Linked DNA regions of Homo sapiens: region 2 is linked to region 1. The links are chromatin contacts, found by Hi-C or POLR2A ChIA-PET in ENCODE. All regions are on one chromosome and are shown on one strand. Each heading gives the region's core, a stretch centred on a gene start or an enhancer-like site at or near the end of the contact. The rest is flanking DNA. Distances are from core to core; before and after follow the strand shown. Region 1 overlaps MTMR12 (myotubularin related protein 12). Region 2 overlaps LOC124900954 (a long non-coding RNA gene).

What was found. A loop is a pair of places that touch in the nucleus more often than their neighbours do. ChIA-PET counts read pairs that join two places held with the same protein, here RNA polymerase II (POLR2A). Pooled maps may share reads with other maps.
Region 2: a pooled map shows a loop between it and region 1 (2.9-fold over the local background). The contact joins two enhancer-like sites. A Hi-C loop is called at or near these places in 9 of 37 single-sample maps with no recorded cell type and 12 of 50 pooled maps. POLR2A ChIA-PET finds 5 or more read pairs at or near these places in 2 of 52 experiments (OCI-LY7 and WTC11).

What each region holds. Positions count from the first base shown.
Region 1 is chr5:32,275,149-32,278,037 of GRCh38, forward strand. It overlaps MTMR12 (myotubularin related protein 12), which reads right to left. Exons shown (of 16, transcript NM_001040446.3): 2 at 1,534-1,594. Among named protein-coding and RNA genes, the nearest start is that of MTMR12, 36 kb to the right of the region's middle. Within about 2 kb of position 1,428, at least 9 of the 41 ENCODE cell types and tissues checked have a DNase peak (open chromatin) inside an H3K27ac peak, as active enhancers do; they include OCI-LY7, where a contact is called at or near this core.
Region 2 is chr5:32,530,365-32,533,253 of GRCh38, forward strand. It overlaps LOC124900954 (a long non-coding RNA gene), which reads left to right. Exons shown (of 5, transcript XR_007058719.1): 4 at 1,458-1,552. Among named protein-coding and RNA genes, the nearest start is that of SUB1, 54 kb to the right of the region's middle. RefSeq lists enhancers at 1,293-1,402, 1,543-1,642. Within about 2 kb of position 1,352, at least 14 of the 41 ENCODE cell types and tissues checked have a DNase peak (open chromatin) inside an H3K27ac peak, as active enhancers do; they include OCI-LY7, where a contact is called at or near this core.

The sequences.
Region 1 (2,889 bases), core at 178-2,677:
AGACACTCAGAAGGGACAAATATTATGGTGCTGTTCTCTCATCTTTCAAGGGGTTAATTACCTCTGGCTGAAACACTAAGGAAATACCGGAAGATGGCTCAGTCACTAGGTCAGCCTCTCAAGAGATCACAGTTTGAAGGAAATAATGAAGACAGGGCCTCATTAGGGTTTAAAATAGTCCCAGAAAAAGTGTCTCTGCCAAGTCCATGGGGGAAGACATGTAAGCAAGGCTTCCTGTGCTTTCACCTCCCAATACTTTTAATGGTGAAATACTTTTAATGGTGAGGCTCTCCCCAAGACCAGGCCAGCCCCGTCCCATGCTCATGTACTAGCGACCAGAAATTAGCATGCACTAGCTAATACAACATTCCTGGTGAGGCCCTCTGCAAACATGGCATGTTGTGCCATAATCAGCTGGTTTATACCAGATCACAGAGTCTAGAAGCACAAGAGTTGGGAGCTAGAAATGATCTTTGTCTAGTTTGTGAAACTAGGCTCAGAGAAGTTAACTGTGAACTCACCGCTGCACACCCACACCTAGATGAGACTGTGAAGTAATTCAGGAGGGGGGAGAATATGCATAATGCTAAGCTAAAAATAAAATTTCTGAATCTATAACACCAAGAAGAGAAAAACAAGAGGAGATAAGGTTTAAGTCATCACTATAGAAAAAAAGCCTTTGACATTTAAAAACATCAAAAAAAGTTATAGAATTCTTTTACCAAATAACGTGGATCAGTCAGAAACTTGCACAGATTTATATCCCCTCAATAAACTGGAATAAAATAAAAAGCAACAGAATAAAGCCTGTATTGTTTTGGGGAAATGTACCTTAAAGAACTTATTTTAAAAAAGCTATTTTGAATTAAGAAAAAGAAAGTAGAAAAAGAATTAAATACATGGATCACAGAATATCCCATATATGGAGAGGATACACCACCAAGTAGTTACTACTCCTGAACATGGAAATGACTAAAACTTAACTTAAGCTAAAGTCACTGTCCTCTACCTCAAAAATATTTAACCAATCCAGGCTCCTTCGCAATGACTGCAGGGCGAAGTGCTGGCAGCCCCAAGGCTGGTAAACCCCAGCATCCCCAGTACACGTGCTCACATGCACAAGTGGGTATGGACTGAGAGGTAAAGCCACCCACCAATGGTTGCCTTGGGAGGCCATAGCAGTTGAATTGTTTTCCTCAATTCCCTACAGATTGGGGATCAGCATACTGGAAGAGGCCATTAGAATGGCCTGAAAAAGTCCTCATTTGCTTGTGAAAGCAGTGAGAACATTCCAGGTTTATTTTCATCAGTTTGGGGGAAGAGGAAACAAGAAAAATTCTTTGCAGATGTTGTAATACTCAGACCCAGGTGTGTAGTTATTGAACTACAAACCTTGATATGTTTTTTCAATTCATTACTGTTATATGTGAGAAGATGAAAACAAAGGAGTTTAAATATAGCAAGGCTAGGGATGATGTAATTTATCATTGGCTTTGCCTTGCATAGGAGTTACTATGCTAACATGACAGTTACCTGGCAACAAGTGAAGAGTTACTTCCTTCTCTGTTACTTCCTTTTCGTTTGTGTGAATTTCCTAAAAGAGAAGAGCAAAGGATATTTTTCTTTGTTTAAGGGTTTAAAATGAATAACATTAAGCCATGCTTTCAGAATACACACTAAAATATCACATACCCTCAGGAGCTTTTCGTTTATGTTACAAGCTACTTTTTTTTTTTTTTTTTTTTTTTTTTTTTTTGAGATGGAGTCTCACTCTGTTGCCAGGCTGGAGTGCAGTGGCACGATCTCAGCTCACTGCAACCTCTGCCTCCCAGGTTCAAGTGATTCTCCTGTCTCAGCCTCCCAAGTAGCTGGGACTACAGGCGTGTGCCACCACGCCCAGCTAATTGTTTGTATTTTTAGTAGAGATGGGGTTTCACCTTGTTGGTCAGGATAGTCTTGATCTCTTGACCTTGTGATCTGCCCGCGTCAGCCTCCCAAAGTGCTGGGATTACAGGCGTGAGCCACCATGCCTGGCCCAAGCTAGATACTTTTTAAAAACAGGAAGTGTTCTAACTAAAGGAAGACAGAAAACTCCAAGTTATGGATATTTAATGTATTAAACTAATTATTTAGGACTGATAACTAGTAGCTGTCCCAAGTAGAGGGGGTGAGGTGGGCACTCCTTATCTCTCCTTATCTAAGGAACAACTTGAAGTGTCACATAGCAAAGCAAGGCTGCTCAAACACAGAATCTGAAATAAAAGAGATGGCCCAGCGTGGTGGCTCACACCTGTAATTCCAGCACTTTGGGTGGCCGAGATGGGCAGATAACTTGAGGTCAGGAGTTCGAAACCAGCCTGGCCAACATGGCAAAACCCCGTCTCTACTAAAAATACAAAAATTAGCCAGGCATGGTAGTGAGTGCCTGTAATCCCAGCTACTTGGGAGGCTAGGGCAGGAGAAACACTTTAATTCGGGAGGCAGAGGCTGCAGTGAGCCGAGATTATGCCACTGCACTCCAGCCTGGGTAACAGTGGGACTCTGTCTCAAAAAAAAAAGAAAAAGAAAGAAAGAAAAGAGACAACACGCCACAGCATGATCCCCTCTCCTTCCAGTGAGGATCAAGGGTTGAAAGCAAAAGATGATGTGTTCTTGAAAGAATATGGACACATAAATAAGGCCCAAAGGTAAGAATAGGAAAACATGAATGTATCAAGTCAGTATTGATCCAGCTAATCTACAGCACACCAGGGCTCAGTAAAGAGAGCTGGGACATTCTTTGTCCATTCAAAGTTACCTAAAACCACAAGACAGTGCCAAGGGATACAGTCATTTCTAACAGAGAATCAAGGCCAGTTTCTGGGTCACTGCTTCTCAGTAAAAATATAT
Region 2 (2,889 bases), core at 102-2,601, 260 kb after region 1:
GCCTGGGCAATAGAGCAAGACTCTGTCTCAAAACAACAACAAAAACAACAACAACCAAAATTCACCATGCATGGTTGGCATGCGCCTGTGGTCCCAGCTACTTGGGAGGCTGAGGTGGGAGGATGGCTTGAGTCCAGGAGGCTGAGGCTGCAGTGAGCCGAGATCGCACCACTGGACTGCAGCCTAGGTGGCAGAGCGAGACCCTATCTCAAAAATAAAAAAGATGATGATTGCTGTCAAGTCCCTAGATTTTTTTCCTGTGACTTGCTTATCCCTGGTTTGAGCCAAGACACTCTATTACCCTTGTTCCCCTTACTTCCCAGACCCTATTTTTGTCTGTGGATTATACATGAGAGCCCATGTGAGGATTCCCACAAATAATTGAGATGGGGTGTGAAGGAGAATTTGAAAGTGAGAGCCCAGTTTTTTTCTTTTTTTCTTTTTTTTTGAGATGGAGTCTCGCTCTGTTGCCCAGGCTGGAGTGCAGTGGAGCGATGTCGCCTCACTGCAACCTCCGCCTCCTGGGTTCAAGCGATTCTTCCGCCTCAGCCTCCTGAGTAGCTGGGACTACAGGCACACACCACCGCGCCTGGCTAATTTTTGTATTTTTAGTAGAGACGGGGTTTCACCATATTGGCCAGGCTGGTCTCGAACTCCTGACCTCGTGATCTGCCCGCCTCAGGCTCCCAAAGTCCTGGGATTACAGGCATGAGCCACCACGCCCAGCAAGAGCCCAGTTTTTACAAACAACAGATGAGTGCTAGGGGGCAGGACAACGCAAGTATGAAATGAGACCAGCTAATGAGACCAGCTGCACGCTGGTTATACAAGTATCAGAGCTGCTTTGTCCCTTGGTCCCATGAGATACTACTCTATAAAACATGCCCAAAAGCCAGCCTCACATGTCTTTTTCTAGTTTATTTATTTATTTTTGAGACAAGGTGTCGCTCTGTTGTCCAGCCATTGTATTCCGACTCACGGCAGCCTCGACCTCCTGGGCTCAAGTGATGTAGTTGGGACTACAGGCACACACTACCACACCTGGCTAATTTTTGTATTTTTAGTAGAGACGAGTCTCACTATGTTGCCAAGGCTGGTCTTGAACTGCTGAACCCAAGTGACCCTCCCACCTCTGCATCCCAAAGTGTCTAGTTTCAGAACTTACTTTATTCAGAGGTGTAGCTATCTTTGGGACCAAAACTGTGAGCACTGAACCAGCGACTGGCTTGAGAAGAAAGCATTTCCAAGGCAAATAATAATCCAAGCTGAAAACAGTCCTCTTAGTGCACCAGAAGGGACCTTTTGGCAAGTGGCATCTTGCCAGAAAATTAACTCAAAACAAATCCCTAACAGCTCAGAGATGGTGGAGGGGAATTTCAGAAACAGTCAGCAGGGCAGGGCCATGCAACTGCTTACAGGAATTGCCTCACTCACACTTTGATGTTGATTCTCTGCAGAGCTTCCGCTGCTTCAAAACGGCGTGCAGGAGTCAGAGACATTACATCAGGAAGATACTGCAGAGATATTCTACTCCATCTCATTCATTGTACAGGTGAGGAATCCAAGGGTCAGAGATTTTAAGGAATTTGTCCAAAATCACAGAGTGGAGAACTGTGAGTAGAACTCAGATCGCTTGTTGCCTAATTCAGGTGTTTTCAACCCCTTATAAATAAGCCAGGGAGGTGTGGCACCCACATGATTTGCTTTCTGGCTGATGTATCTCTATTCCTAACGCAGAGCTCAGGCATCAATCGGTAAACATGAGGAAGAGATAGATGCGGCTCTATCTATCTAGTGTATGGGAGCAGCATGTGACATTGTGATGAGATGTGTCAGCACAGGCACAATTTAAAGCAGTGCCATGGCAACCGGCATTCACTCTGGCTCCAGATAGCACCGTGAACTACAGGGTGTAGTTGAAAATGGCTTCTCACCTAGGGAGTGGAATGTTCCAGCCTCTGTTTCCTGCAGTGAGTGACTCTAAAATCTACCAAGCAATGTAGCAACGAGACTGGTTCAGATTATTTACCAAGGGTTGGGGGTTTTCAGCGTAACTCACAGGAGAAATAAACTTGGCAGCCTTGGGAATCCCCAAGAATTACTGTGACTATCTGCAGAGCAGTAGGGTTTTGCTTTCTCTTAGAGCAATGCATTCTTTCAGTGTCTTCCCGGAGAACTAATACTTCAAAGAGGTGCCCTGGGCACGAGGGGAAGGTAATGGAGAAGGGCACCACCATTTGTTTCTTATATATTGCAGAATCTGCTGCTACCCTCCCCACAAATTCTTTTTTTTTTTTTTTTTGAGACAGGGTCTCATTCTGTCACCCAGGCTGGAGTACAGTGGCACGATCATGACTCACTGCAGCCTCGACATCCTGGGTTCAAGTGATGCTCCCATCTCAGCCTCTCGAGTAGCTGGGACTACAGGTGTGTGCCACCACACCCAGCTAGTTTTTGTATTTTTAGTAGGGATATTGCCCAGGCTGTTGGCCAGGCTGGTCTTGAACTCCTGGGCTCAAGCAATCCACTCGCCTCAGCCTCCCAAAGTGCTGGGATTACAGCCTTGAACCACCACACTCGGCCCCCACAAATTCTTAAACCATGGCCGTAGACCAGAGGAGATCTGGAATGAGTTAAGTTTCATCAGTAGGGTTGAGTATTAGGGTCATTTGTCCTGAGATGCTAAAGCCTCCTTGATTTTAACTTAAATGCTCATATCATCGTTCCTGAAACAGAACTGAAACAGAGACCACCTATGGTCTCCAGTATGTACATGCTCTTTTATTTTTATTTTTGTGTTTCTAATTGTGCACGTTTGACTAAAGACTTCCAGCTTCCCTGACAAGTAGGTGTAGCCAGATGACCAAGTTCTGACCGTTGCACTATGAA